Linked DNA regions of Mus musculus: region 2 is linked to region 1. The links are chromatin loops, found by intact Hi-C in ENCODE. Cell type or tissue: left cerebral cortex. All regions are shown on one strand. Each heading gives the region's core, and the rest is flanking DNA. Links, peaks and the distances in the headings are about the cores only.

Region 1 (15,742 bases), core at 2,582-10,581:
CTGATTTACAGACTAGGAAAGAAGAGGAAACTCCAGCTTTTCCAACCCCCTAAAATAGCTCATTTTGAAGCACTAGGCTACATAGCCTGTCTCAGAAGGAACTGCTCTGGAGGCAGCTGAATCTCTCCTGCAGTCTTACTCCCTTGGGCGGGTTAGAGCATAGCTTCTCCTGGGCCTGACAGGAGCTAAAGACAGTAGCACCCAAGAAATTCAGCTGATTCTAGAGTTGACTGGTTGGCTGTTTGTCCTGGTTGTTCTAAACATCATGGTACTCCCAAGTGAGGGATGTGGTCTGCTTTGGAGTACTTGGTCACACAAAAACAAAACCAAAAAACCAAAAAAACCAAAAAACTAAAAAACAAAAAAACAAAAAAACAAAAACAAAGATTCAAGAAAATTGCACTCACCTGAGTGTGGTGGCACAGGCCTTTAATCCCAACACTGAGGAGATTATTTTAGTGAGTTCGGAGCCAGCCTCATCTACATAGAGAGTTCCAGGACAGCCAGAGAATGTAGTGAGACTATGTCTCAAAACAAACAAACAATAAACCCATTATAGAACCCCAAGATTTTGGCTGTGATTTGTGACTCAGGGGAGTCAGATGTTGGGTGCGAGTCTGGGCATCTGGCTTCTGTTCAGTCCACGTCTCCGGTGTTCCAGTGCGAAGCTCGGTGATTAAGAAGCTGTCCATCTGTCAGCGGTAAAGAGTAAATAACGTTGTAAGCGAAGAGTCCTGTTCACGCTGCAAATCCTACTCAAGTTGTTACAAAAACTCTGGACAAACAACGAAGATGGGAGAAGCACGTTGTCACCTGCTCTTTCACGGAGTCCTCGGTTCTGCAGCTTAGCCATTCCTTCAGTTCACTGGGGGTCTCTGCTTTAGAGACTGCGCTGGAGTTTGCTGCAATGATCATTTTGGACGGTAGGAGGCGATGTTGCCCACAACATTCCAAGTCTTCTCCAAGGGGCAGCCTAGCTTCTACCTTCATCCATAGCAAAGAAGCCGCTATTTAGATAGATAGATAGATAGATAGATAGATAGATAGATAGATAGATAGATAGATAGATAGATAGATAGATAGATAGATTATATAGATTAGATTAGAGAGAGATGCTCAAAGCATCTGGTCCCCGTTTTTAACAGTGAAAAAGAAACAGAAGGAGAGCTTTTGTTCACTGGCTGATTTCTCAATGTTTTTTCTTCTCTTCCCTGGTGTCAGATGGTTTCCATTTGCCTCCTTTCTAGTAAGGCTGTGGCAGCCTCCCCTGTGAAAATAATTATCAGATCAGACTGACCTAGGGAGAAAACATCTGTGCGGCCGTGACCATCCCTGGACGGCAGAGCCTAGAACATGATTTCTCCTAGCTGGGGCCTTCCTGCTGCATGTGGCTTCCCTCACAACCTCTTGCAGACTGAGCAAGCCTGTGTGGGACCCTTTTCCAGGCCCAGCGTCTGCTTTTGTATTGGGCTCAAAGGTAAGATTTCATTTTGTAGAATTCTCTGTTGCTACACGCACCAACCCTCTAAAAATTAGACACCCTGGTGTCCCAGAAAGGCAGCAAGACATTAGATGCCAAATATCTAGAGAAACAAATTAAGTCGGTGAAGAGAAAGCCCTTGGCAGACGTGGCATTTAATTAAGCTTTGCTTCACTGAAGTGTGTACTCCTAAGTTAACATTTGTAAGCTAGTATTCTCAATGAAGTTCAAAGACGTTCAAGTTTCATAGCAGACAACTGTAATGGCAAGCTTTCAGACAGAAGACTAGCCAGCACACAGCCCTTTCCACAGGTGACAGTTTATTTATATTTTTTCCTTCCGCACGGTGAAAAACAGTTGTCATTGCGTATATTGGAAAGCCATGACTCGTGGGGCAGGAGGAGACAAGAGAAAACATCTGGAGAGGATGAGTCTGTCTCCTGAGAACAATACACATTTGACTACTTAGATTACACACACACACACACACACACACACACACACACACGAAGACTTTAATCTCCACCTGACTGGCATGTGGACAACCCCGTGGCTTCTTGGGGGTGCTTTCTCTTGTTTTCTTACCTTTCTCAAAGTGACTCCATTCTAGCCCTGTGCTACCTAGTAAAGCAAATACCAGGGAGCATTTGGGAGCCTGAAATATAGATAGAGCTGAGATGGGTTAACTCTCCTTTTCCAGAAGCAGAGGGACTGACTCCTGCCTCACCTGTGGCGGCACGGCTGGGGCCAAGAGCAGCTGGTATGGGTTTTAATGTGGAGTTTTGGCCACTGCATCCCACACCGCAAAAGCCAGCTTAGTTGTCCTTTGACGTCTTCAGACATGCTGTAGCATGGCTGAGCCTGCACTCATACGCATGCGCACACATGGCAACCGGCGACCGCGGCATGGCAGCAACGCCGCCCACCGTCGGTGACAAGAAGTTGAACTGCAAGCTGATGTTGGTGGTACATACACATCTGTAATCCCAGATACTTCGAGAGCTAAGATGGGAGGATTCTCAGTTCAGTGACAACACAGTTTTTCACCTCAATTTTTCAAGAAGAAAAGATGGCGTGTTATTTGTCCTAATTTGTGATTTATATCATAAGGTACTGATTTTGGTTTGCTTGGGCAATATATTTTAATCATTATCTGGTAACATTTATCCAACTTTTATCTTTAAAGTTCCTTGTGTAGCTCAGAAAAAAAATTCTTCTGCACTTCAATATTTGAAAAGCCTCCTTTAAGTGGCTGCGGGTGTGGCTGATGGCGATGGCGAGGATGAGCTGTAAGCATGAGGCCCTGGCGGAGGTCCCCACCAAGACAAAATCAGTAAGGAGCATCGTTTTACTGCATATCTCAAACATTTTAATGGTTTCATTATATTTAAATATTTGATGCATTTGGAATATAATTGAGTCTAAAGTAAATTAAGGTATTCCTCCTTTAGGGAACCTCCCAAACTCTTGGAGTTCTTATTTTTCTTTACTGTATTCATATACTTTGGGGGAAAAGAGAAATTAATTTAAGTCAGGTGTGGTGGCATTTCACGATAGCCCTGGTACACAAGAAGAGGCTGAGGCAGAAAGATTTGTTTTTTAATTTTGTACCTCGATCTCTTTGGCCATTAATTTAAAAAAAATATATATTTATTTTATATATTTGAGTACACTGTAGCTATCTTCAGACATGCCAGAAGAGGGCATCAGATTCCATTACAGATGGTTGTGAGCCACCATGTGGTTGTTAGAATTAAACTCAGGACCTCTGGAAGAGCCATCAGTGCTCCTAAATGCTAAGCCATCTCTCCAGCCCAAGGAAGATTTTTAAATTCAGGGCTATCTTGAGCTAGCAAACTGAGTCCCTGTTTTAAAAAGTAAAATAAATAAATAAAATTGGCCAGGCAGTGGTAGCACATACCTTTAATCCCAGCACTCGGGAGGCAGAGGAGGCAGGCGGATCTCAGTGAGTTTGAGCCTAGCCTGGTCTACACAGGGGCAGCCAGGCCACACAAAGAAACCCTGTCTCAAAAAACAAAACAAAAAATAATAATGAATAAAAAAATAAACTTTGAATTCAACACAGTAATTTCTCCATATTTATTAAAATCTGAGGTGAGAGAGGTGGCTCAGTGGCTAAGAGTGCTTTATGGTCTTGCAAAAGGTCCAAGTTGGATTCCCAGTGCCCACTTCTGGTGGTGCACAGTCACCTGTAACTACAGCTCCAGGAGGATCTCGTGCTTCAGGCCGCTGTGGGCACCTGCACTCACGGGCACATACCCCTCCCCCACATACAAAATTAGAAATAAATGTATTTTTTAAAATCGACCTTTTAAAATAAAATATTTAATTTTTAAGAGTCTGCCGTGCTGGGCAGTGGTGGTGCACGCCTTTAAACCCAGAACTCAGGAGGCAGAGGCAGGCAGATTTCTGAGTTTGAAGCCAACCTGGTCTACAGAGTGAGTTCCTGGACAGCCAGGGCTACACCATTTTGAGCTAGAGAGATGGCTCAGTGGTTAAGAGCAGTGACTGCTCTTCTAGAGGTCCTGAGTTCAAATCCCAGCAACCACATCTGTCATGGGATCTGGTGCCCTCTTCTGGTGTCTGAAGAGAGCAGCAATGTACTCATATATAAAGCAAATGAATAAATATTTATAATTTTTTTAAAAATCTGCCATTTCCCAGGCATTGGCACACTTGGGAGACAGAGGCAAGGAGAAGTTTAGGAGTTCCAGGTCTGCCAGGGCTATAAAGTGAGACCCTGTTTCAAACAAAACAAAACAAAAATCTATCCTTCTTTCCTCCACTGATCTGAAACTCCAACTTCAATCTAAAAACAGATCGTTGTGTTGTGTATATTTGGGGAAAAGAAAATCATCTCTGGGTTCTCTGGATTCCGTACCCAAGATTCACACGTTCAGCCAAGTGCCAGCATTTGTGTGTTTCAATTCTTTCTTGCTTCTCAATGTGCCTCGAATTCTCATTCCTTGTATGCCCATCCGATTCCTTTATTACATCGCAAACTCTCTGAGGGAGAGGGATGCTTTCTTATCAACTTTTGAATTCCGAAAGCTTTTCCTTGTCGGGAGTGGGCGTTCCGTCAGCATTTGTTACTTGATTCAGCTTGGCATGAATGGAAGGCTGGATAGGTAGATTCATAGCAGAGTCAAATCTCCCCTTTTCAGCCCCACCCCTCCCCCACCCCATCTCCACCCAACCGGAAATCTCTTTCGATATGTTTGCTGGTTTGTTTATATTTTTATGTATGTTGGTACTTTACCTGCGTGTTTATGTGTATGATGCTGTTGGAACAGGAGTTACAAGCAGATGTGTGAGCTTCCACGTAGGTGTTGTGAATGGAACTCCGATCCTCTAAAAGAGCAACCAGTGCTCTTAAACCGAGAGCCATCTCTCCAGCCTGGAACTCCTCTGAGGTTCCTCTGCACCATCCCTTTGGAGTCCAGTCTCCTTTTTGGGTCGCTTACTGTTCTCACTCCCATACATCCAGCCTTCCAAGCATGGCTGTTCATTTCTCCAGGTAAGACTTATCTGGCCTTGGCCATCTCTGGGATGGTGGTCATGGAGAGATGAACAGGCTCCGAAGAGGGAGGAATTGGCACACAATGCTTTTAATTTTTGAAGTCATTTTAAAATGCATCCTGTTTGGGCGTCTGAACTTTTTTAAAAAAATTATATATTTTGTTCAAATTTATTTCTAATGGTAATAAGCGTGTATGGATAGTGGTGATGGGTACACAGCAAGTGTGCTCTTGTTATGTTTATAATCTGCAGCATCCCCAGATCCCTGTTTTTGAGCAGCTGGCCCTTGGATATTTAGCATAAAAATTGTATGTGTGGTGGTTTTAATATGCTTGGCTCAGGGAGTGGCACGACTAGGAGGTGTGGCCTTTTGGAGCAGGTGTAGCCTTATTGGAGGAAGTGTGTCACTGTGGAGATAGGCTTGGCGACCCTCTCCTCCTAGCTGCCTGGAAGCCAGTCGTCTCCTGTTTGCCTTTGGAACAAGATGTAGAACTCTCAGTTCTTCCGGCACCATGCCTGCCTGGATGCTGCCATGCATCCTGCCTTGATGATAATGGACTGAACCTCTGAACCTGTAAGGCAACCCCAATTAAATGTCCTTTATAAGAGTTGCCTTGGTCGTGGTGTCTGTCCTCAGCATTAACACCTAACTAAGACAGACAATATGGATCGTTTTATATGTATAATTCCGTGTTATTAAGCATGTATCAGTACCTTTTGTTTGTGACAAAAATATTTAACAGGAGCAACTTAAGGGCATGGGGATCATTTCGGCTCACAGCTTCCAGAGGGTTTCAGCTCCTCGAGGAAGGAAAGGCAAGAGACAGGAACGTGGAGGCAGGAGTGTGACGTGGGAGTGATGGTTTTGTACCTGTGTAAAGATGTGTTTCTGTTGTCCTTGCCTGCCTTAAGGTACCTACTGATGGGTTAAAGTAAAAAGTCTATAGCCTGCATCAAAAGGCAGAATCATAAGGTGGGACTTCTGGACCAAGTGGGAAGTGGGGTGGGGGTGGGGGAATGATTCAGCCAGCAGAATTCGCAGGAAGTCAGACATTTGAACCTGGAAAGAGGCAACTACCCAGCCTTGTGGCAGAAATTAGATTATAAACGGGATAACTGAGATACAAGCTAGTGAGAAACAAGGCCTAGCAATGGCCTAGGCATTCATAAATAAATATAAGTCTCCCATTATTCAGAGTAAAGGCGGACATAGAAAGTCTCACCTCGACAGTGTGAATAGGAAGCCAGTCTGGAAGCAAAAGATGGCCAGAGAGTGTGGCAGGGCTATTAATTCTCAAAGGCCTACTCTCCAGTGATCTAATTGTAAAGTTAGACTCCACCACTTAAACGCTCCACAGCTTTCAAGATAGTCTCAAGGCTGCAGACCAAGCACTGAAAGCACGGGTCTGTAGGAGCATTCCACAGCGAAGCCATGATAATGACTGCGCATGCGCCACCTGATGTTTTGCACCTCTCACTTTCAGAACCCATCTCTTACAAAATTAAAGGCATCCGGACATAGTGGCTCACACCTATAGCCCCAGCATTTGGGAGGTGGAGGAAGATTAGGAGTTCAGAATGATATAATTAGCTGTGTGCAGAGTTTGAGGCCAGTCTTGGGCTATATAAGACCATGCCACAAACAAACAAAGAAAACTCTGAAGTTGCACCCATTAAAGACTCCCTACTCTTTATCTTCTTAGTCCCTGATAGCCAATATTTTTATTTTATTTTATTTTAGTTGTTTAAGACAGGGTCTTGTTACATAGCCATGTCGGTCTTGAGTTCTTCCTGCTTCAGCCTCCATCATGCCTGTGTCTACTATTTATATTTTTGTGAATGCCAACCACACTGTCCTCCATAGAACTGAGCCACTTTCTCTCTCTCTCTCTCTCTCTCTCTCTTTCTTTCTTTCTTTCTTTCTTTCTTTTAACCTTGCCATCAGCCTACAGGGTTCAATTTCTTTCTGGCTTCTACTGTGTTGCAATTTATCAAGGAAAGATACACGCATTTGGAAGCTGCATTGCATACACTAGCAAGATTTCGCTGAAAGGACCCAGATATAGCTCTCTCTTGTGAGACTATGCCGGGGCCTAGCAAACACAGAAGTGGATGATCACAGTCAGCTATTGGATGGGTCACACAGCCCCCAATGGAGGAGCTAGAGAAATAACCCAAGGAGCTAAAGGGAACTGCAACCCTATAGGTGGAACAACAATATGAACTAACCAGTACCCGGGAGCTCTTGTCTTTAGCTGCATATGTATCAAAAGATGGCCTTGTCGGCCATCACTGCAAAGAGAGGCCCATTGGACTTGCAAACTTTATATGCCCCAGTACAGGGGAACGCCAGGGCCAAAAAGGGGGAGTGGGTGGGTAGGGGATTGGGGGGTGGGTATGGGGGACCTTTGGGATAGCATTGAAAATGTAAACGAGGAAAATACCTAATTTAAAAAAAAAAACATTAAAAAAAAAAGATACATGTAATATATTTCTTACCTGTAGGTGGCAGTATTTTAACACTCCGCATCATCATTAAAAGTTTTGGTTTTTTTTTTTTTAAATCATCATGCAAAATTATAAAACGCTTTATTATTTAAAAATGTCAAGTACACACAAAGGTGGGAGTGTCACAAGGGACCCCACTGTCTCCAGCGGCCACTTCAACCTTTGCTACCCTAACCAGGCTTGTATCATTAGTTTACTCTCCCTTCCATTCTCATCTGGATTATTTGAAGCAAATCTCCAACTACTACAAAACTAAAACAGAAAAAGTCATGAAGTCACTTGTAAAGCGCCTAAGAAATTCTAGTGGCATTCATGGGACTCTGACGAACCAAAGGACAGATAACAAGCAAACAAAAAGCAATCGCCATGCTACACAGATGAAAGCCATAGCATTCTGTATGCTTATTTGGTAACCCTGCAGGTTTTTATAGACAGCGTGTACACAGATAATAGAAAATGTGTCGCTTCAGTTTCTTTAAGTGATTGCTAAGTCAGAGAAGCAGCAGGCCGAATGACAAATGACTGCAGAGATGACACATATTCAGGGTTAAAGGCATAAAAGCAAGTTAGAAGTTTCTGCAAAGTGAGCAACTGGGTATAGAAAGGGAACGGGAGAAAGCCAGGCGAGTGGAAAATTACTGACTTGTTAGAACAAAGCCGTGACAGCTGCTGGCTCTAAAATTAGGAACAGAGGCGAGTTTTCAGAGCACCCCCAAACAAGTCACAAAGGCTCGGTTCACCCAGCACCTTCCAGAGCGATGTTAACCCTCAGAGTATGCAGCAAGCTCCCCACGGGTGTGTCTGTCTGCTGTGCCTCACTTGTCGCTGCCTGCTGAGTGCTGGCAGGGCTAGACCTCTCTGAAGATACTGCCCTTGAGTGACAGCTTACTGAAAATCAAGACCAAGAGGATTGTGTCTCTCGAGCTGTTGGTGTTTTCTGTGCTTTCATGGGGCCTTTGTTTCCATAGCTGTTTCTGGTCACCATCCCAACTATGGCAGCCAACCATCACACCTCAATCGTACCACAAGGACCATGAGCTTTCAAGCAGCTGGGTGGCTTTTTTTTTTAAACTGTCTGATTCAGAAATTTAACCAAATACAGGAAGAGAGCAGAAAAGAGAAAACAAGAAATGTGTGTGTGTGTGTGTGTGTGTGTGTGTAATGTATTTATTTATTCTATGTAAGTACACTGTAGCTGTCTTCAGACACTCCAGAAGAGGGCATCCGATCTCATTATGGATGGTTGTGAGCCCTGTGGTTGCTGGGATTTGAACTCAGGACCTCCGGAAGAATACTCAGTGCTCTTAACCACCGAGCCATCTCTCCAGCCCTGGAAGAAACATTTAGAAGGAACCTTACATAATTTTCTGTACCCAGGGCACATTTGTCTTTGGGATGAATAGAGGGTGGCTGAAGGAGTCCATCAGTATCTTGGTACACAGTATCTTGGTACACAGTATCTTGGTGCATAGCATCTTGGTACATAGTATCTTTGTATACAGTATCTTGGTACACAGTATCTTTGTATACAGTATCTTGGTACACAGTATCTTGATACACAGTATCTTGGTACACAGTATCTTGGTACACAGTATCTTGGTACACAGTATCTTGGTACACAGTATCTTGGTACACAGTATCTTGGTGCATAGTATCTTGGTATACTGTATCTACTTAGCATCCCATTGGGACATCAACTACATCACAAGGCACTAAGACAAATTCAGGGATTCATTTGGTCACTGACTAGCTCATAGGTTTAGAGTTGTTCTTGATTCCTTCCAAGTTAGAGATTTTAAAGTGATGTCTCAAAGTCCTGCTTCATCCCCTCATCCAGACAGCCAGGGTAATGCTGCTACAGATGCCTCTCATCTTCCAATGGGTGTGTGTCCTGCAAATCTTTTGTGAGTTGAACACGATTTTAATGTGCCTACTCTACTGGACGCCACAGCTTAGTAATGTGGCATAGCAGCCTATCAGTCAACTGGGAGCTGCCCCTCCCTGTTAAGCCCTAGCACTGCAAGAGAAGGCCACTGGCCCAGGAGAAATTTCAAATTCAAAATATGGTTCCCAGTTAATATATAACACTCATAAAATTGTGAGGTCAAAAATGTACAAGTCATCTGAGGGTGGTTCTGTAAGACTCTGACGAGTCTCAGCTTACTGGAGCCCCTCCATGTGAGCAACATTGAGCCTGGGCTCAATGCAAAAGCAAGAGGAACTTATTGTTCCAGCGCGGGGGTGGGGGTGGGGGTCCATCCCAACCTGAAGGAGAGGCGGTGACCTTGGGAAGCCTGTTTAGACAGTTTTTATACAGCTTTCAGGGGTAGACTAGAACAACAGCCACTAGGCACAATGTGATTATCAGAACAGTGTGACTTTTAAACTGATTGGTCCTTAGGGAATAAAGTAGCAAGGGGTGTGCTCTATGACCCTTCTCTTCCAGGAGGGTCTGGTGGAATTTTCCAAAGTTCCTGAGCTGACCTCTTCAGTTCTCACCATCAATACTTAAAAATGGAGACAGGAAGGATGCAAGTTCAAGTTCAGCCACGTAGCCAGCTCCAGGCCAACCTGGGCTTCAAAGTGGGACCCCTGTCTCAGAAATTCCCCAAACCGCCAAATCATTCAGGAACTAGGAATTTGGAATGTTTGTACCTAGAATATTAGCTTCCAAGCAGACAGAATTATCCTGGCACTATAGACTTCTCATTAACTGCTACATGGTAATCCTGATATGGAGATAGTTGCTGCAAGAAAAATAGATAAATTTGTGGGTTTCATCCACTTTCTAAACTACACAGGAGCCAGGAAGCTGAAAGGGCTCTTTGCTCACTGAAAGGAGTCACGGCCGGAAGCTGCAAGACTGTGATCTGTGCTTTGGACTGTACAATGACAAAGAGGGAGAAGGTTCCGGAAGCACCATGGAGGGGCGGGTCTTGAAATTACCATGCAAGAAGGGATGGTTAGGAAGTGATTTTGGGGGTGGTGAATGAAAGCAGTTAGAACCATCAATCTCTCTTCAGGGAGACAAAATGATTGCCAGTTCCAATGTGTTACTAATAGTTAGTTCCTTGATTGGAAAACTGTGGTCGGTGAAGAGCAGGGAAGGTTACACCTGTGCAAATGAGGAGTTTTCAGCTCTGGTGCTGTGCAGACCTGAGTCCAGATGATTCTTTGTCATGTTCTCTATAGCAGAAAGTTTTTCAACACCCCTGCCTCCCACCTCCCAGCTGTGACAGCCAGATGTGTCTCCACATATTTTCACATGATCTCTGTTAGAGCCACATGATCTGGTGGAGAGACAGTGGTGTGGGCCTGTTCAGCCACCAAAGCAGGGCTGGCACCACTCAAAGCAGCTGGTTCCATGAAGCAGAATTTGGGACACCATCCAGGACAGATGTTACAAAGATCAATGAATAAGCATCCACTATGGCTTACTTGGGGAATTTCAAAGAGTGAGCTGGAAGCTAATCACTCTTCAGTGGCCTAATGCTACTACAACAGATCCAGAGCTCTGCAGACAGACTCTAAGCAATGTCGGCTGGGTAAAGGCTTTCTTTAAACCATATGACAGTGTAAATGACAACTGTCAAATAATCTTACAGGACTCCACTTAAAAAGTCAGACTGCTGTGGACAGAAAGCAGGATGGTACTGCCAGGAATCAAAGACAGAAAATGAAGAGTTGTTAATTAGTGGGTAGGGTGCCTGTTTTTGTAATATGGAAAGTGTGGTGGGTTGTTCTCACAACTGTATAATGTGCCGAACACAACTGAGCTGTACGGTTAGAATGACTAAGATGCTAAGTTTTGTGGCACATATATTTTTGCACACTACCTAAAAACATATTACGTTCACTCCTTCAGTAGTGGGGATGTGGCAAATAGTTCCAGATATTTAACCATCCAGGCTGATAACCCCAGAGAAGGGCTCTGATTGGCCTGGCTCTAGAGCTCATCTCTACCTATAGTATTCAGAAGAGAACAGGATGGGGCTGCCATGGTCTCCAAAGGCTGTAGGAGAGCAGGGAAGGGCAAAAATCACACATCTGACCTGATTAACTCTAGCCTGGGATATGGAGCCTGCAATGCCAGCTCTCCTTCAAATCACCTGACAGGTGTGGACAGAGAAGCATAATCCAGAAAAATGGAGGCGAGGGACAGGCAGGGAGGTCAGGCAAACAAAACCGTGGCAGGAGCCCAACAACGCATCGCCATAAATGATGACGCAGCACTTTGCCGTCATCGTCCGCTCTTATCACCAAGTTGGAGTTGGCCGTGTCCGCCCAGGGCTTAGCAAGCCATATGCACAGTCATCACGAAGCTTGCTGAGTAGCTCAGACTTCTGCAAAGGCAAACCTGTGATTTAGAAAAGAAAAACCAATTCTGAGTAACAGCCTGCACTTCATGAACGGGGAAAGGGCTGGGGCAGACACACTCGGGCTTTGCTCAGCGCCCTGTTGACAACGGCCTTAGACATTAGCATGCTACGGGCAAAATCACACGCCCACGGACTTGGCTACTAAGGGGCCAGACAGAGTTCACAGCACAGCTCTGCCATTTTACAGGGTCAGCCAGCCCACCTCTGGAGTCTCCAGTGCCTTGGGAAAATGAACGAAGGTGGCGAGTTTAGCATCTGTAGCCGGTAGAAAAACAAAGTCGTAGGTAAGTGTTCTCTCTCTCTCTCTCTCTCTCTCTCTCTCTCTCTCTCTCTCTCTCTCTCCTCCCTCCTTCCCTCTCTCATTTTTTGAGACAGAGTCTCACTATGTGGCCTAGGCTGGCCTCAAACTCATGACTCTACTGCTCAGCCTCTTGAATACTAGGTTTGTAGGAGTGCACCAACACAACACTGGTCTTCCGAGTGTGTGTGCATGTGTCTGTGTGTTCATGTGCATGTGTATGTCCGTGTGCGCATGCGCACATGGTAGCCACAGGTCACCCCAGGTACCTCCTTCAGGAGCCAAGCACCTTGGTTTTTTTAGTACAGGGTCTCCCACTTAGCCAGGAACTTGACAATTCAGCTAGGCTGTCTGGCCAGGGAGAATCACTGTGTGCCTCCCCAGCGCTGGGGTTACAAGCCCAAGCCACCGACACTAGGCTTTGTACATAGGTGCTGGGGATTAAACTCCGGTCCTCTTGAGAGGCAAATATTCCACTGAATGAGCTAGCTCCCTGCCCAGACTACGTCCCACACCCTGCTTTTTTTTTTTTTTTTTTTTAAATAAGAGTTCTCATAAAGGCATCTCCAGCAGGACAGTCAGACTCAGCCCATGCCCGACAGCTGCCAGGTGTCACAGAAGCAACCAGGGCTGAGCATGATGAAGTATGAAACCAACTGGTCTCTGACATGAGAGATTCTGACGTCTGCTGTGGTGGATTTTCTTTCTCAGCATTACTGGCTCTTCTCTGTCTCTGTCTTTGTGGGGGCACCTCCCACCCTATGTCCCCTACCAGCCTGTTTTCCATCACTTGTCTTTTTCTGACTCTCCCTACTGTTTATTTGCAGCAGTCAGTGTCTGATACAGCTTTCAGCTTTGCTTTCGCTATTGAGCGGCCCTGGAACTTTCCGGCTACATTCCCAGGGGGCTTCCTAATCGACCCTGCTGAAGGGGGCGTTCTCAGCGGTTCCTTCTCAGCCTTCTGATCCTCCGTGGGAGGGCTGATCTCTATTCAGCTCTTCCTCATAATTTAGGCACCAGCAGACCTCGGGTGAGAGCTCACAGGTGCAGGAAGGAGCCACCTACAGCTGCTGAGGATGCACGACTAGGGCCAGGCTGATTTCTGGAGGGATTGGCAGATGTGGAAGTGGTTAAGGTTGCTTGAACCCAGGAAGAAAGTTCTTATCCCTGAGACATCCCTGTGCTATGCTGTAGCCAGTGTGCTGGCCACTCCAGGGACACAGAAATCCTTGCCTCCTCGAGCACACTGTGAGCTGGGGAAACATACTGAGTTCTATACATCGACAGGGGGGTTGGAAAGCATCGATCTAAAAGGCTGGCAGAATGGCCAAAGACTAAAGAAAGCATTAGACGGCGTGCGTGTGGTGCACAGCCACACATGCCACCAAATACTCATTCACATAAAAATACGTCTTATTTTACTTAAAGAAAGAGTGAGATGGGGCAGAGCGAGATTTGAGAGGACCTGGAAAGGCTTTTTCTCCCCGGTGGACACCAGCCGGTTGTAAAACAGTAACATTGTAACATTGTAGCCTAAGGAGGACAAGGAGAATCCAGATTTCAGCACTTTTGGTGCTGGGATTTAAAAGTGCGCAGCTTACTGGTAAAGATCAAAGGAATCACCACAGGGAAGGCAGAATGGGAGCAGAACCCCTGTCAGTGTGTGGTGGTGGGGGTGAAACTGGACAGTGACCTAAAAGGCATTTTACAGATTAAGCCCCTCCCCACCATCTTTACACCGTTCCTGGTCTGGCTTCCCGGTAGCTCTGTCTGTCTTCATGACCCTGCCCCCCACTCTGGTAGCTTTCTCACCAGAGCCCCTGAGCTCCTCTTCGCCCACTGCCGTGCCAGATGAAGGCACAGACACCAGCTCCGAGATCGCCACCAAGGACTTGAAGGAGAAGATGTTGTGCAGGAGGCAGAGAATGAAGAGATGCCCTTGACAACGGGAATGCCGGAAATGGGGATCAGGAGGCTGGGGTGAGGCAGGTAAGGAAGAGGACAGAGAGGAAGCTGAGGCTGAGGCTGAGGCAGCCACAGGCCAGTGGGCTGCTGAAGATGACAAGGATGATCATGCTGATACTGTGGAGCCGGAGATGGATGAGGACGATTGGACAGCAAAGAAGAAAAGGTTAATCCTAAAAGGCTACCATGGCCTCTTCACCCTCCACTTCCCAGCTCAGCATCCCTGTGCATTCACCTGTGGGTAGCAAGGTTGCCTACAGTGGGCAGTCTCATGGGAAGAGCACACACACACTACACACACACATACTGCTGAAATCAGGATCGGCTCTGAACCCAGTGACATCACACCTAGGTGACAGTGACCTGTACATGTGTGGCCATGGCGACTGCCATACATTCCCCGAATCCTCTTGGCTCACCTCCCACCTTTACCTGCAAGCGACTACGTCATCCAAATAAAAGGAAGACCCCTCTGACCCCTCTCTCCCCTCCCTTCTTCAATGCCACCTTTGCTCTCTTCCTCCACAATAAACCTCTGCCATGTGGATCTGCTTTGGCCTGGTGTGGTCTGTTCAGACGCAAGCTACACTTCTAACACAACATACACACACATATATATACACACACACATATACATATATACACACACACATGGATACACATATGCATACACTCACACACACACACACACACCACCACCACCACCACCACTACCACCACTGCACCAAAACCACAACGTGGACTTGCAGTAGGAGAGGGGAAAAGAGCCCAAACCCAGAAGGTCCTACATTTCCTCTCTAAAGCACTATACAGGGGAAGTTGTATTTTTGATTAATATTTTATATTTTTGTAATATTGTCGGAGTTAGGCCATTTATGATAACAGTGACCAAGCTACCCCTCAGAGCATTCTCTGTCCTAATTTTGAGTTTACATGGTTATATGACCATGCTCATTATAATTTCATAGGAGAAAAAAATCTTGTTGAGTTTTAAAGGAAAATCAACAAGAACAGTTTTACTGTAACTATTTCAAAAGATTTATTTTTAATAAATTTAACAAAAGATTTATTTATTTATTTATCTTTGATTTTTCAAGACAGGGTTTCTCTGTGTAGCTCTGGTTGTCATGGAACTGTGAGACCAGGCTGGCCTTGAACTCAAAAATCTGCCTGCCTCTACCTTCCAAGTGCTGGGATTAAAGGCATGTACCACCACTACCCGGCAAAAGATTTATTTTTAATTATGTGTGTACATCCATGCACACATACATGTAAGTATGTGCACATGAATACAAATGCCTGCCTAGGTCAAAGGTGTAGGATTTCCTGGAACTGGAGTTACAGGTTGTGAGTCTCCTGATATGGGTGCCAGGGAACTCAACTCAGGTCCACGGCAGGAACAGCGTATTCTCTTAACCACTGAGTCACCTCTCCAGCACCTAGAGACTTCATACACTCAAGCAGTTGTGGTGTGTATGTGTGTGTGTGTGTGTGTGTGTGTCTGTGTGTGTGTGTGTCTGTCTTTACTTGGCTTTACCATAAATAGCTGGTTTGTATAGGGTGGATTAAAAA
Region 2 (15,742 bases), core at 4,241-12,240, 71 kb after region 1:
GGTAAAGGAGGAACCGTGTGTATGAGGTGTATCTTGTGTGTAGGACGAGGGGCAGGTTGTACCATACACTGGGAGAAGAAGGGACATGGAGAGCAGGGGAGGCTGGTAAGAAAGAAGCTGCCCCTGGTCCTCTGCAGAGGACACGGGAGGTTACTGCTTTGGCAGGCAGCATCTGGTGCTAGCAGGAGACAAATAATTGGCCATAAATAATATATGGGGTAAGCAGGGAGGCTGGTGGAGCAAGAGGCAGCTAAGACTTAGGTGCTGGAGATCCCTGAAGGGGTCTCACGTTTGCTTTGGAGGCAGAGTGCAAATGACAACTGGGATGCTCAACCTAGCCACTGTGAAGATGGCCAGACACAGGGAACTGTTGTTAACAAGATGGCCTAGCTGGAAGTGAGGCAGTATTGCAGAGGAGAAAGAAAAATCACTTTTCTTCTCTCCTCAGCCCCAAGGTCCCTGGCTGGAGTCCTGTAGATTATACTTATCAAAGACAAAAGACAGATTAGAGTGCACCACGGGAGGACTCGGGCTCACAGAGCATCTGACATGTTTTTAGCAAAGTAATGAGACAAAGAGATGGATTCTGGGAGATAGTGGAAAGGCAGGTATACGAAAGCACTAAGAGAAGATAGGGCCAGTTAGATTTCACCATGATGCCTTGGTGGCTCTCTCTGCTCCAGCTGTCTCCCTGGTAGGGGTCCATAAAAGGAATCCTTACTGGCTGTGGTGGTACACACCTCTGATCCCAGCACTCAAAAGACTGAAAAAAAGAAATCTCAAGTTCCAGGCCAACCTGCCTCTCCATACTCAGACCCCAAAAGAACAAAGACAGAACAAACAGAGCCCACAAATGTGTGTCCTACGTTAGGCGAACAGTGGGAGGCAGAAAGCTGGCTGTGTATTTGGTTCTTCTCAATCATCAGCTCAAACTACATGATATGATGAAGTATATGTCTGGGGCATTGTGTTCACTGTTACTGTGGTAACCCTACCTGGTTGACATTGCCATGAGTCTTGCACGATGGCCTTGTTGTGCTGGTTCTGTGGAGGGGCTAAGAACCCTGACAGGAAGAAGTGGAGACTCGGTGCATGCTGGCTATGATTGTGAAGGCAGTGGGTGTGACACCAAGATGGCACACAGACCCCAGGCCAAACAGAGACAACATGCTGTTGTCTACTTGCTGGACCTAACCTTTTCACTTACCAGCCTGCAATGCTGCGATCCACATGGCCCTGGTCCAACCCAACCCACTGGGCCAATGGGTTGGTGTCAGTGCAAAACCTTCCACTGGGCCCTTGATATAAAAATGGGGTGGAGGGAGATATAAAAACTGTCCTCAAGTTTCCCTTTCTTGTCCCACTCTGCCTTTCCCGATTACATGGGCCACCCAGAGAATCCAGGATAATCTCCACATTTTACATTTTTATAAATCTGTTCATTTATTGGGAGGGAGTGCCTCTGTGTACATGTGGAGGCCAGAAGACAGCTTGTTGGAGTTGGTTTTGCCCCTTACCATGTGTACCCTGGGGACTGGATTCAGGCTGTTAACTTGAGTGACAAGTACATTTGTCTGATGAGTCATCTCTCCAGCTCCCAAGCATCCTATCTGAAAACCAGCTGAGCTGGGATATGGCACAGTGGGTAGAATTCAAGAGTTCGACTTCCCAGCACCATATAAGCTGGATGTGATGGCCCACTCCTGTAGCCCCAGCACTTAGGAGGAAGTACAGGCAGGAGAATCAGAAATTTAGTCATCCTCGGTTACACAGCAAATTTAAGGCTAGCCTAGAGTACAAGAGGCCCTGTCTCACAAATAAATAAATAAATAAACCAGCTGGTTGGTATCTTTTTTTCTAAAACCTTCATTCCTGATGTCAACTAACACACACAGTCACAATTCCAGGGATTAGAGCCAATGATTTTTAGAGTGCTGCCTAACACAGGTATTTTGCCGACTGCAGTAGTATGCCAGTAGTATGTGGCTCTTTCTTTACTTATTCATTCATTGATTTGTTCAACAAATATTGGTGAAAGTCTCCCTCGGGGTAGGACTTGCATTTGCTTACTGTGAAGCCCCAGGCTGAGTACCCTGAACCAGCTATTGATGGACTAACCTCTTAGATGCAGGCTGGGCAATCAGGAAAATGGAATGAAATGGGTGGGGCCTTACGAGAACAGCTAGTCTACCCTAGTCAGCTTAGGGGGACCCCAGGCTTGGAGCAAGGGCTTATGCGGGAGCCAGGGCACCAGTTAGGCAGTTTGCCACAATGAAAGGTTTAAGCAAAGAAAGGAGCGTTTGGCTTAGAAGAGGCTTCCGAAACTTATAATGGGGACGTGTCCCATGAGACCGAAGAGCTGAAAATCATTGACTCACTGACCTACTGAACACAAAGGCTGCACACAGAGGCACATCCGTGTGTCCTGTAAAATCATGAGGCTGGCACGGTGTTGCTACCAGCACTTCAAGAGAGCCTGAAACTGTCTGCATCCTGTCCGGAAACAATACAAACTCCAAAGCACAGTGTCTACTAAACATAAACTCTCAACACTTAAGAAAAAAATACCTTATCACTCTCCCAAGTAGGGGACTGGTTAGAGACCTCTGGTTCCACCCACATGTGCTGTCGTGGTGCTGAGAACACTGGGGATCCCTGTAGCACTGAGAATAGTTACCCTTGGCTGCTCCAGCCGCAGGACTGAATGGATCCCAGGGTGGGACTGTAACAATGGCAGCCCAAGAAGCTTGGGAGGGGGTTCCAAATGCCAGTGCCTCAAGACAGAGATTCCGATGGGTGGTTTTCTCATGGGGAAGGAAAATAGCTTTGTTCTTCTCCAGAGTGGCTAGCACCTTTCATCTTCTTTCTGCCAGGTTCCCATCTGTGGGCATGCTTGCCTTCTTAGACTCACTGGGAGGCCATGGAAGCTGTGCTACTGGTCAGTCCTGCGAGACTATGCTCTAGCCAGTGGACATGATGGTGCAGGGAAGCTGTTACGGCCACCAGCCATGAGGGGTGCTTCTCTTTGACCATGTGAGGCGGGGAAACTAAGACATGGATGGACGCCTTTGCTCTGCTTCTGTAACAGAGTATTTACTCACCACATCAACTTGTGTGACACATGCCGGTCTGCGTCAGTTTTGCTTTTTAATATTTATTTGAAAAGATTAACGAGAAGATGCAATGATAGAAGAGATAACCTGGTGGGGTTACCCCTCCTTCAATCTCTTCTAATGGTAACACTTTACATAACTATAGAACAAGATCAAAGCCCCGGGCTTTAACCTCAGCTTGGCACACTTGGGAAGGTAGAGGCTGGTGACAGACATACCTTTCTTTCCTTTGGATTCTCCCCAGGACCCATACAGGTGCAGAGACAGCCACGCTTTAAGCACACATTGGCTTCCAGATGGCAATGGGTTGCATTGACAGGTGGTCAAAGAACACATAACCAGACAAGGGAGGATACTGAGTGGCTTGCCAGCCATGTGTGCAGAGGCTGGGATGGCGGGAGCTACTTGCAATATCGCTTCCAATTATGAAAAAATGAACGTATCTTAAATGTTCAAGTAATATGGGGTTGGCTAAGAAAATTGGGCGTATCCAGAGGGGAATAACAGTGTAGCTATTATAATTACATTGGAGAAGTTTTGTTTGTTATTGATCTAGGCTGGCTTTGAACAGAATTCTGTCTCAGCTTTCCAAATCAACAATTTTTATTAAGATAAAATGGTAATGGTTACACTCTAAAATGTTAATGCTGGCTTTTAAAAATTGTTTTAAACAAGGTCTTGATATCTCTCTAAATATGTGATATACATGCACATATATGTATATATGTATGTGTGTAGATGGACAGATAAATGAGTGGACAGAGCTCTTCCCAGTTACCCCATGTACTGACCTTACATTTATCTGCAGGCTCACCTGTCTCTTCTTCCAGGAAGACCTCCCTGAGTGCCCCAGCCCCTCAGTGCATTCCACAATCACCTCAATTATACATCTTGACTACGCCTTCCTGGTGCCCAGACTGTGATCTTTCTGCTGGTTTCTTCCATCAGTGCATGAAGTTTAAAGAAAAGATCAATATTGGGTCAACTCTTGTTTCTAGTGGACTCTCTAGCACAGGGCTCAGCACCAAGGGGTAGGAAGTCAATGTCACAGAAGGTGAGAATGATTCCCCTTCAGCTCGCTGTCTGGCTCATGACCACTGAGTCAGGAGGGGAGGGAGCACCTAGCTAAGAGATGACATTTCTATGGCCTCAGGCTCATCTGTGGCCCCTCCCAACCCCATCACTTGCTTCTTCCACTTGCTTCCAGTCATGGTCACGAGGGGACCAGAGAGGGACGGTGACTCAGCCCAATTCATCACCACAATGGAAAAACCCAGTCACCTGTCCTCCTGGCAGCAGGCAGGGCTGCTTCTGCATCTGGAAGGGCAGCAAGCCACACTGCTTTGAAGGTCCTTTTGTCTTTCACCTACTGGAAAAAAAAAAAGAGTCACAATAAGAGAACATGAGGGAGCACCACTGGCTGACACTCGGGGCTCACAGTGCAAATCTCAGCGATCAGAACAACATGTTACTCAGCACCAGGATTCAAGTTAAGTGTCCATGTGTGCCCTCTCCTAACAGTGCTGCAAGCCCGCTGTTCTCTGAAGTGCCTCTGGGCACTTAGTTGGCTCCAAGGCATCCGAGCATCCAAAGTAGTCCTGTGAGGCAGAGCCCACTTCCCACTGTAGAGCATGAAAACACCTCTTCCTGGCTTCCCTTGCGGCTTTATCAGAGGGTCTGATCTGGGCTGCACCAAGCAGATATTGTACTCTGAGCCGAGAATTAAAAGCTGATCCAGCATCCATCTGATACCTGGCATGGGTGGCAGCAGTGGCAGCAGCCTTCACTCTGCATCAGAGGCAGCTGTGGCCCAGATGACAGTGTCTAGTGTCTGTGTCCACTGCTACTACAGGTTGCGACACCCACGCCAAGGGATGGCACTGAAGTTTTAGCACCAGATCAAGGCTGCCTGCTGATCAAGCCTGGCTCCTGCCATCCTGATAGTCTTCACTAAGTCCTCTTGTGCCCCACTTAGCCAGAATAGGCTGGTTTGTGCAGCAAACACCCTGCCTGACATTTCACTCTGCTTTCAAATGAGGAAAGGAAGCCTTCTTCTCCAGCCTAGGCATGGCAGAGGAAGTCTTTTGCTTATTCTGCACAGCAGTGACCGATGAGGCGTCTTCCAGGGAACTAGCAACAAGGCCAAGGACACTTCTTAGGGGTGCCCTGTCCCTGCATGCGCTTGGCCCTCTGCTATGTACTGCTCTCCTCTGTTAAGATCCCACTTATCCAGCTTGCCTTCAAGCAGCAGGCAGCCTCTCTAGGGAACTGAAGATGAAGCCTCATGGCACAGGGGCCTGACAGTACGTTCTTCTTCTAGTGGCTCAGCAGTGACAATCTTGCAGTGACTAGTCCAGAACAGTCTGCTCCCACCGCACCTGTGCTTGACTCAACAGTCCCCCCCCCCCCGTGGAGACGGGGGGGGGGGGGCTACCATCACCCTTTTCACTCCCTAGCAGGTTACCACATCCAGGGGTTGAAATGCCAATCCCGATACAGCAGAATTCTCACTGAAGTCAATGGATCATATGAGCCAAGCACATTGTAATATATCAGTCCAAGACCATTACAGATGCTGTGCCTCATACAGACAGACACACCAGAGCTCTACAACCTCTAGGTCCTCTTTTTCCTCCATCTCTAGGCAAGAACTTTAATGAAGTAGACATTACTAGCAATTCAAGAGACAGCGTAACACACAACTATTGCTTTATGTCAGGGGAAGCTTTCTCATGTTGATAACAGTATCCCTCCTGCTGAGAGAACTCATAGTGGCTGTTCGATGGCATCCACCAGGAAGGGCCCACTGGGACTTGCTGAACACGTTCCTATCAGTCTATGGATGTCGGTCTCTGAGAAACGTTCAGAAGAACAGATGGAGAGAATGCACCCCCAAAACAAAAGGGAGGGCTGTGTTCAAGAGGCATTCCCAAGGGTCCCTGTGCTCAGGGCTCAGAACTTCAGGGGGATGACAGGCCAATACTTGGGCTGCTTTCTGTCATATTTTTTTGTCAAAACTCAGCTGTATGGTGGCCTCCATGGCCAGGATCTTGGCAGCACTGTCTCCATACAAACACTTCATCTCGGCCTGGCGCTGCGCACTGGGCCTCTCTGCCAGGGGCTCTATAGACTGGCAGTGGTTGTAGTACAGGCCATCGTCGGCATTCACATAGCCACCCAGGCGCTCTTTGTCCAGCTGCCACTGTTGCCTTTGTTTTTCCCGGTGCCTCTCAGTCTCTGCAAAATACTGGTGCAGCTCCTCCTGTGATTTCCATGTTGCTCGGGTCGCACTCTGCTCAGTCACCTGACTCTGACCCCTTCCCTTCCGAGGCACACAGTGCTTCATCTCGCCTGTGGATGCCCGGGTCCTACTGCAGTCATGTGGGGGCTGCCCAGAGCTTTCAAGATGGGAAGCAATGCAGGGTGACTCCTGCCAGGCCGAGTGCTGGGCACGGAAGGCTGAGGGACACCCTACTTCATTAGCATGAGCGCTCCAGGGAGGAGGGAACCATGGGAAAATGAAACGGGAGTTCCTGGACTTTCTGTAGGCATTCCGGTGGCTGTACATCCAAGCCATTGCGCGACAGTAATGTCTCCAGTACTGCACATATACTGGGTGAGACTACCAAGACTCGGTCGCTCTCCATCTCGACGCCATTATTGCTATCTCTGATTGGAAAAGTCCAAGGAGGCGCTCGTGGGCACAGAGCTTACAAATTGTCAGGTTACAGGATGTCAGGCAGTGGGCATTCAGACTCGTTCTGAAATTATCGAGAAGGGTAGGCGTTAAAAGACTGACTCTATGAGGCAGTAATGATAATTTTACCACCATCACCACCATCATCATCAATAATAGCAACCACTTACTGAACACTAAAGTATTCAGGCACGACGTTAATTGTGTTCTTCACAGGCTACCATTTACTTGGGGGAGGGGAGGGATGTATGTGTGTGGTACACGTGTGTGCATATGTGTACTTGTGGGGGTGCCCCTGTGTGTGCTGGCCTGTGCTTGCCTAAAGTTGACATGGGTATCTCCATTTTAATTACTGAGGCAGCCTCTCTCACTGAAACTGTACCTCATCATCCAGGATGCAGCCTCTGCCTCCTGAGTGCTGGGATTACAGGTGACCATCATGCCTGCTGGGCTTTGTGTGGGTTATCCTGCACTGTCTCCCTAGGACACACACGCCCCCATCATTCTTACACAAGTCTTCTGGGCTCAGCACTGTCCCAGCTTCACAGAGGACGAAGAGGCTGGAAGAGAGTCACATGCTAGACGTGAAAAAATAAAAATAAAGTGCTTGAAAGCGCTGGTCTTCTACCTACAGAACCCTAGCCCAGGGGAAGAAAGATATTACAGAGAATGTTCATTCTGTCACCACAGACTGCCTCACCCCAACTCCCTTCACAAAGGAAGACACTAAGACGGAGGGGTTCCCCAAACGTGCAGAAACTAAGCTTCTGAGCTTGCTGCTTTGGTCTCAACACAAGACCCTCCGTTCAAATCCACGTCGCTAAAAGGATCCGTATCAGCTCAGGACACCCCAAGACCCCGTTTTCACAAGAGGGATGTTTGATTTGCCCCAGAGGGACAACAGGCAGCAGTGGGTGGGAGACAAAGACAGGAGATAGAGGATGAGGGAGGAGGGGAAGGGGAAAAGGAAGAGGAGGAAGGGGAATGGTGTGTGTGTGTGTGTGTGTGTGTGTGTGTGTGACAACATGGGGCACAAAGGACTGTCTCTGGATAGACAGGAGACAGACGTGGCCCATAGGAAAATGGCGGTTTATAAAGGTAAAGGGGGAACCCTGTGTTAGGATGGGGTGTTTAATTTTAACTGGGCATGTTAATTAGGGCAGCCAAAGGGGACTTTTGACTGCTAGACTTCAATACTTTGATAGCTGGACCTCAGCCTCGGGAGGAGGAAGTGATCAAATACAGGACTAGATCCTGATGGCACGCTTTTAGGAATGTAATCTAGTGGGGGGTTTAGCAAGGCAAGGAGAATGCGGGAGAAGGGCAAGGCCAGCCAGTCATGTCTGCCTTGTTCCGGCTGGTTAGAATCCCTTCAGCCACAAGCTGTAACATAAACAGGGGTTGCGTGCCACACCTGCAGCCATCAAAATCTCAGCGGCCTCCTCAGCGGGCAGTGGGGTTAATTTACTGCTGCTTCAGGTGTGGCCACCTGAAGCCGAGGCCTAAGGGCAAAGCACCTCTTACAGAGGCAGCAAAGTCAGAAGTGTTGTGGGCTGGCTTCTTGTGACATGCTCCTTCCCCGCACCCAGGGCCTCAGAGAGATCCTGATCTAGTGTACTTTCTCTGTGAGCCATCAAGACAGGAACCCAGAGGAAAAGGTAAGGGACACACAGGGCCTGAACGGAATGAGTCACCAGGACCTCTTATCTCGTCCCAACTTCGGGGTTGGTGATGCTCAGGGTTTGGGGAGTCAGAGAGACTTCAGGGCCTCTGACCCTCCTGAGGAACCAGTGAGATCGAGGAGGATAGAGTCCCTTTCCTTTCCTGCTCCGGGAGGGTGACCTGCAGGGAATAGGTTGTGGCCACCGTGTGGGTGGGGCCCTGGTGGGGACAGAAAGAACATCTTAGCCAGGAAGTTGCCTGAGTTCCTCAGAAACCTTCAGACTTTGCAAACAGGGGGAATGTTGGCTCCTGGACCACTGAACCCCAGCTTCTCCCCAACCTCCCCAGGGTGTCCCCTCAGACGGATGGGTGGGGACTGGAGGGGAAGAGAGGTAGAGGTGGTGGGAGTGAGCCAAGGTTCCCCGTGGGAGTCTCTGGCGCTCCCCGAGAAACGCTGGACAGAGACGGGACCCTCTTTGGGAGGTCAGGCGCTGCAGATTGCATCTGGGCCCCGGCCTGTGGGTCTTCTCACCGGGCCTCCCGCCCACTCCCACAGCCCGAGACAGCCCGAGACAGTCCAGCTCCAGCCACCAAGCGGGACGCGCAGCGCGCCCCACGCCCACCCACCCACGTGGGCACGCCCCCGCTGCGCGGCGCCCCGCCCCCAGCTCCCGGGGCTCGCTCGTGCGGGGAACCTGCACCGCTCGTGGGTGGCGGCGGCGGAGGCGTCCAGGCCCGGCTCCCGCCTCCGCGACCGTGTCGCTCGGCAGCCTGGGTGAGTCGCCGCGCCCTCACCCCTGGGATCCCCTCTCGGCGCAGCCACACCGCAGTCCCGCACCTTCTCTCCACCACCCTCACGCCCTGGCCACCTTCCCTCCCCCCGCCCCCCACGCGAGGGCGACGCCCTGTCTCCCAGCCTTCTTGGCTCGGATCCCCCGAGACCGCGGCTGTCGCCCGTCCGGCCGCGACGTCTGGGGGCGGTAGGCGTCTTTGTTCGCGAGGGGCCCCTCCCGCGCGGTGTCACACTCCCCCCCCCCCCCCCCGGCGCTCACCACGGCCAGGTGGCGGCGGGTGCCTTTTGGGGTGCGCGGCTGTGCCATTGGTGGATTTTTTTAAACCCTGCTGGAGGGGGCGGTGAGCGCACCGCGCTACCGGCTGCTGCTCCCGCCGCTCCCGCTATCCCGCCGCTCCTCTCTGCGGCTACTGCGCGCCTCGCCCCGGGCGGCCCAGCGCGCTCCACCGTCGCCAAGATGAAGGTGCTGGGACACAGGCTCCAACTGCTGACAGGTACCGAGGCTTGCCGCTCGCCGCTGCCGCTCTCCGACTTGGAGCGGGTTCGGGGCGCGGTGGCCCGGGTTGGAAGGGGCGCTCTCGGGTGCGCGTTCCCAGTTGAGCGAAACCTGAAGCATGCCGGGCTCTACTGAGCCGCGAGCGCCGGCGTCTGGGAGGGTGGAGCTCCACAGAGGCCCCCTGTGGTGTCCCGTCGACGGAGCTCCGATTAGCAACCCCAGGGGAGCTCCGGAGTTTTCCAATCAAATATCCCAAGTCCCCAGAGAAAGCAGCCCTGGGCCTCCTGGGGGAGCTGGGAGAACCTGTGTAAGGGCCTCCTCTTTTCTGTGATGGTCAGAGCCACCTTTCTCTCTGGGAAGAAGTTTCTTGCTGGAAGTAGAGTCAAGTGGACTAGGAAGATGGGAAGCTAGGTTGAACCGTGATGGCTCAGGCCATCCACCTTGGGCCCGCTCTAGAGAAGAAATTAGATGTCCCTCTGAGGGCATCCTGGGGCCAGTAGCTGGAATGCCTTGGAGAAACTGGATGCCTAGAGGAGATGGGAAAGGGAGCAAGGACAGAAGCCAGGTATCTATCGGAAGGTTACATGTTCCTCATACATGAAGTCCAGCATCAGTGGAGGCTTCCGTTCTCAGAGGGGAGGTGGGCACCTGGGCTGGAGGGAGCAGCCCCTGTCCAGATCTCACTGGACCATGCTGAGCCCTTGTCAGGTGCACACCCATGTATCCCTAATGAACATATTCCAAGAGATGCTTCTCAGCACTTGGGGTCCTGCCGCTGTAAGGTGAGGAAGGGGTTGCTCTGTGTGTGTGTGTGTGTGTGTGTGTGTGTGTGTGTGTGTGTGTGTGTGTACACTCAGGAAATGGAATGGGATATGGGGTAGGGATCTGAAAGGACCCAGAGATTAGAGCAAGTGGCTGCCTTTGAAGACCCAGACAGTGAAAGTAGAACTTTCTGTTCATGGAAAAGGGAGGTCACGTTCTAAGCTGGAGGAACAAAGGGTGTTCTGCATGTGCCCTAGAGTCTTGAGTGACTTAGTCTGGGAGTGGCCTGGCCCTGGAGGGTGTGTGTGTGTGTGTGTGTGTGTGTGTGTGTGTGGAGTGGTGGTGGATGGAGGTATAGGCAGGAAGTAGGCCAGGTGAAGGTTTGGGCTGTGAGTGTGTGCGAGCATGTATGTGTGCAAGCGCGTGTGTGTGTGTGTGTGTGTGTGTGTGTTTGTGTGTGTTGGGAATGGTAGTGGATGGAGGTATAGGTGGGAAGTAGGCCAGGTGAAGGTTTGGGCTGTGAGTGTGTGTGAGCATGTATGTGTGCAAGCGTGTGTGTGTGTGTGTGTGTGTGTGTGTGTGTGTGTGTGTGTTGGGGTGTTATAGGAGGAAAGTAGGCCAGATTCGGGTTTGGGCTGTGTGCTAAACCACAGTGGGTCTTGCTGGGCTCATAGAGAAAGGCAGGTGGAGATTTGCTGGAGCCTGGGAAAGCCTGGCGGGTGGTTTTTGGCACCTGCCATTGCCCTTCAACTTTTCCTTATTGCAGTCACCTGCAACAGAGAGCTGCAGCAGGCTAGCCCCACTCCCCACCTCAGACTGGAAGAGGGATCTGTAGAGGCTGGGATTTGGATTTATACCTGGAGGACAGAGCCAGGTCCTCTCACGCCCATCTGGCCCTCAGAGGGAATGGACGATACCCTGTGAGGGTCTGGAGATTGGAGTCCATGTGCAATGTTCCCTCAGGCCCTCATTGTGCTGTGGCAGGCTTTCTGAACCTCTGGCGGGGCTTCCAACAGGACTCTGTCACTGTCAGAAGCTGCCGGTGTAGCAGCCCCAGCTGTGGGCAAGCCATGGTGTTGTGAAACTGTAATCCTGGCACCCAGGAGGCTGAAACATGAGCATGGCGAATTTAAGGCCAGCCTGGGCTATGCGGTGAGCTCACACCCCTTCTCCTTCATGCACCTGCCTCCCCCCCCCCCATCACCACCCCCAACTCCTTGTGTCCTCTTCCTGCCTCATAGGTTTGGATTCAAACGCCAGCCACAGCTGGTTGTGATTTCAAACAAACAGGTCGTTTAACCTTCATCTCATTCATAAGATGGAGGTTAAAGACACCTAAGAGATATTATGGGGCCTCCTGAAACAGAGCAAGTAACATATTTGATTGGAACCATAGAGGTCTATCTCCCCTCTGGCTCCTTTTTCTGGTAATGAAGGATTCTACCTGCCTTGGCGCATTGGCTTGTAAGGACTTGGGATCTGCCACACACACTCCACATTACCCCTGCTCACAGGCAACTGGGAGATGTTTTACTTATCTCTATGGAGCGATGTGCAGGTAACAGGGTGATTACTGTGCTGAGAGTTCAGCACGTGCTCAGTACCTCTTGGTTTGCTCTAAGCTCATGCATCCTGCTCATTGGCTGTGTCCCCAGGATGCTCTTGGAGAGGACTCCAGATCCTTGCCCTAGGAGGTGGTTTCTAGTAGTTTTTACAGCATCCGTCTTACCATCATACCTATTTGCCAACAGGATTGGTCACTCTCCCACATATGAACAGCTGAGAGTGGATGAACCTATGTCCTACGTGAGGGATGCACCCATGGCCTTCTGCCTGCTCAACTGTGCGCTGGACTAAACCATTGCACACTTCATGTGAGCATGCTTATCAAATGTTGCAGCATCTGGTAGCATCTCCCTTTGCCTCTGAGCTCATTCCTCAGTGCTCTGAGGGCTCCTGTCCCCTCCGGGATATCCTAGCCCTCTTATTGGGTTCTCTGCACAGCAGACCTCTTTGAGATATATTTCTGGGGAGCTTGTTTAGGCCTCAGTTTCTCTCATGCGAGGTTGGACCCTAATGGCCTGATGTCCACAGCAAGTGCCCCTCCTGTGGGGATCAGAGAATGCCATTGATTTGTCGTGCCTGGGCCCAGTGTCCTAAGGAAAACAGAAGACAACCTGAGGTTCCCAGGTGGCTGCTGCTGCTTGTGGAAGCTTCCTGACTCCCTGCATGGGGTCGGGGGGTGGGGGTGGGGAGTGGGTCTTGCCACAGATGAAGAGAGGCAGCAGGCAGTTTTGACCCCAGAGGATGTGAGTTTCAGGGGTCTTCTCTGCATCTCTGTTCCTGGGCAGTGCTGGACTCTGAGCTCCAGACTTGTTAGCAGCTTGGGGTGGAGAGTCAGACCTCAAAAGTGGGAAAGAGCGACCCACAGTGAAGGAGTCTGGCCCAGTGTCAGTCCACACACAAGTGCCTCCCAGCCCTCAGGGGCCGGCCTGGTGGCTTAGTGTAGTTGGCCATTTTCTTTTATGTGTTGGATGTGGCAGTGGGACGTCTGTGTGTTTGCAGACTGCATAGCAATCGGTCTCATGTATTTGTCCTCCAACAGTAAGTTTCCAAGATGGTTTCAGAGAGCTCTCACATGGCAGACTAGGGCTTTGACAGGGTCCCTTGGACGTCTGAGGATCTTGGTGCCTCCTCCTACCTACCCCTCCTCCTTTTCCTCTTCTTCTCCTGAGACAAGGCTTCACTGCATAGCTCTGGCTAGTTTGTAGTTCACTATATAGACTAGGCTGGACTGAAGCTCACAGAGATTTGCTTGCTGTCTCTGGAGGATGGGTGTGTGTGTGTGCGTGTGCGTGTGTATGTGTCTGTCTGTCTGTCTTTGTATGTGAGTGTGTGTGCACATGCGTGCACAAGCAAGCGTGTCTCTGTAGCCCAGGCTGACAGTGTGCTTACTATGCATTGGAGGGTGACCATAAGCGCCTGATTCTCCAGAGTCTGCAGGTGCCATCACACTCGACTTTACCTGATGCTGGGACTCAGGCTCGAGGCTTTGTGTGTGCTCGGCAAGTGCTTTACCACCTGAGCTACATACATCCCCAGAGCAGCCCGTGTGCCTTGGCAACTTTCCCTACTGCTTCTTGTGAAATGGATGCAGGGCTGCATGCCTTTAATCCCAGCATTTGGCAGACAGAGGCAGGCAGAGCTATGTGAGTTTGAGGCCAACCTGCCCTATAAAGTGAGTCCCAGCTCAGCCTATATATTCATAGTGAGACTATATCTTTAATAAAACAACAACAACACAAAAGCCCAACTTGTATAATTTTTGTATCATTAAAAAACAACTTGTGGGCTGGCGAGATGGCTCAGCGGGTAAGAGCACCCGATTGCTCTTCCGAAGGTCCAGAGTTCAAATCCCAGCAACCACATGGTGGCTCACAACCATCCGTAACAAGATCTGACTCCCTCTTCTGGTGTGTCTGAAGACAGCTACAGTGTACTTACATATAATAACAAATAAATCTTTAAAAAAAAAAAAAAAAAAAACTAAAAAAAAAAACAACTTGTACAATTAAAAAAGCAAAGGTCTGGCAGTCCTGTGTATAGAATTTCGGGTTTAAGTCATTGTCATAATTACTTTCCTGTTGTTGTGATAGAGCACCATGACCAAGGCAACTCATAGAAGGAAGGGTTCATTTGGGGCTTATAGTCCGAGGGAAGGAATCCATCACTATCCTGGCCGAGAGCGTGGTGGCAGGCAGGCAGGCATGATGCTCAAGCAACAGCTGAAAGCTCACATCTTGATCCAGAAACTGGAAACAGGAAGAGTTTAGTGTGAATAGACCTTAAACCCGTCTCAGTGACACACCTCCTCCAACAAGGTCACGGCTCCTAATCCTTCCCAGACAGCCGCCAGCTGGGGACCAAGTTCTCATTCAAACCAGCATAGTCCTGGCGTGTCTCCCACAGTTTTACAGGATACTTATAAAGAGTGCCTGATTAGTGTTAGGGCGGTCGAGGGAAACTAAGGCTTAAAACTAGAATCAGGACCCCTGAATCTTCTTCCTCTCCAGGTTATACATCTCAGTACACACCACTGTTTCACTGGGGTGCTGGGCTGTACCTGTGGGATGCCCAGGCAGGCAAGGGAGTAGGGTTTCTAGATCCTTAGATATGGGGAGGCTCCCAGTGTATAGAAGAGAGCTGGTACCACCCTCACAGAAGGCCAGTTGGTAGTGGTGTATCAGGTCTTGGCAATGCATGATCTCTCTGCAGTTGAAACTTTAAGAACAGATAAAGGTTTATTGCAGAAAGTGGCAGCAGCCAGTTGCAGAACACTAGACTGCACTCAGCTCAGGACACACACACACACACAAACACACAGACAGAGGGGGTGGGAGGCAGGCATCTGCAAATCTCACTTCCAGAGGTCATTTATCCCCCACTCAGATGTCCCCTTAAAAATAAGTAATACTAATGGCAGTGACAGCTCACCAGTGCGTGACATTCTCTACATATCAGACAACGCCCCGGATGCCTTCACTATATTATCTTGCCATCGTAATGTCTCATGATCAGTGTACTACTTTTAAGGAAACTGAGGCACAGAGTAGCAGATCGCTCGCCAGAGGTCACACTGATGGCCGATGACCGGCTGGAATTTGAACCAGACGAACTGGCTCTAGAGTCTGGGAAGTTTTGTTAGAACTATGTTTCCTGCATCAGAAGTAACATCTTCAAGGCTGGGGCTGGGACTCGGTGGCAGGGCACTTGCTGAGCGTGCAGGAAGCCCTGCTGGGCCTTGGGTTTCATCCCTAGTTCCCCAAAATAAAGCTTTTCCAGGGTGCTGCTGGGCATTGAAAAGGCCGTGGAGATAGATGGTGGGACATGGCAGGATGTATGCAGTTTTCACCTCACCTTTTATTTTCTCGTTTTTCTTAGTGAATGTGTACACGTGAATATTAAGTTTACTTTCCGTTTGATTTGGTTTGGTATGTTGAGACAGGGTTTCTCTCTGTAGCCCTGGCTGTCCTGGAACTTGCTCTGTAAACCAGGCTGGCCTTGAACCCACAAAGATCCACCTGCCTCTGCCTCCCGAGAGCTGGGATTAAAGACATGAACCACCACTGCCCCAGCATTACTTCAGACAAACAAACAAACAAACAAACGACAAAAAAGACAACCAACCAGGCTCCTTTGTAGCACAGGTTGGCCTTGAA

The links. Hi-C counts contacts between places; a loop is a spot of excess contacts. Peaks named below come from ENCODE experiments on the same cell type or tissue, not always from the same donor. Only the 100,000 strongest peaks of a DNase experiment are listed, where the experiment ranks them.
Region 2: it touches region 1 in a loop (3-fold over the local background); 3 of 42 quality-filtered maps call a loop at or near these places.

Annotation. Positions count from the first base shown.
Region 1 is chr8:95,599,159-95,614,900 of GRCm38, forward strand. It overlaps the pseudogene Gm31518. Among named protein-coding and RNA genes, the nearest start is that of Gins3, 27 kb to the right of the region's middle. In left cerebral cortex, for the core only: CTCF peaks have their summits at 3,182 (motif pointing right), 4,096 (motif pointing left), 7,541 (motif pointing right) and 8,745 (motif pointing right); DNase peaks (open chromatin) are centred at 3,258 and 8,223; H3K27ac peaks cover 774 bases.
Region 2 is chr8:95,668,625-95,684,366 of GRCm38, forward strand. Ndrg4 (N-myc downstream regulated gene 4) reads left to right here and starts at 9,648. Exons shown (of 17, transcript NM_001372423.1): 1 at 9,648-9,759. The coding sequence starts at 9,723. It also overlaps the pseudogene Gm6013. In left cerebral cortex, for the core only: no CTCF peak of the experiment used is centred there; DNase peaks (open chromatin) are centred at 7,331, 9,041, 9,262, 9,624 and 2 more places; H3K4me3 peaks cover 2,664 bases; H3K27ac peaks cover 2,173 bases.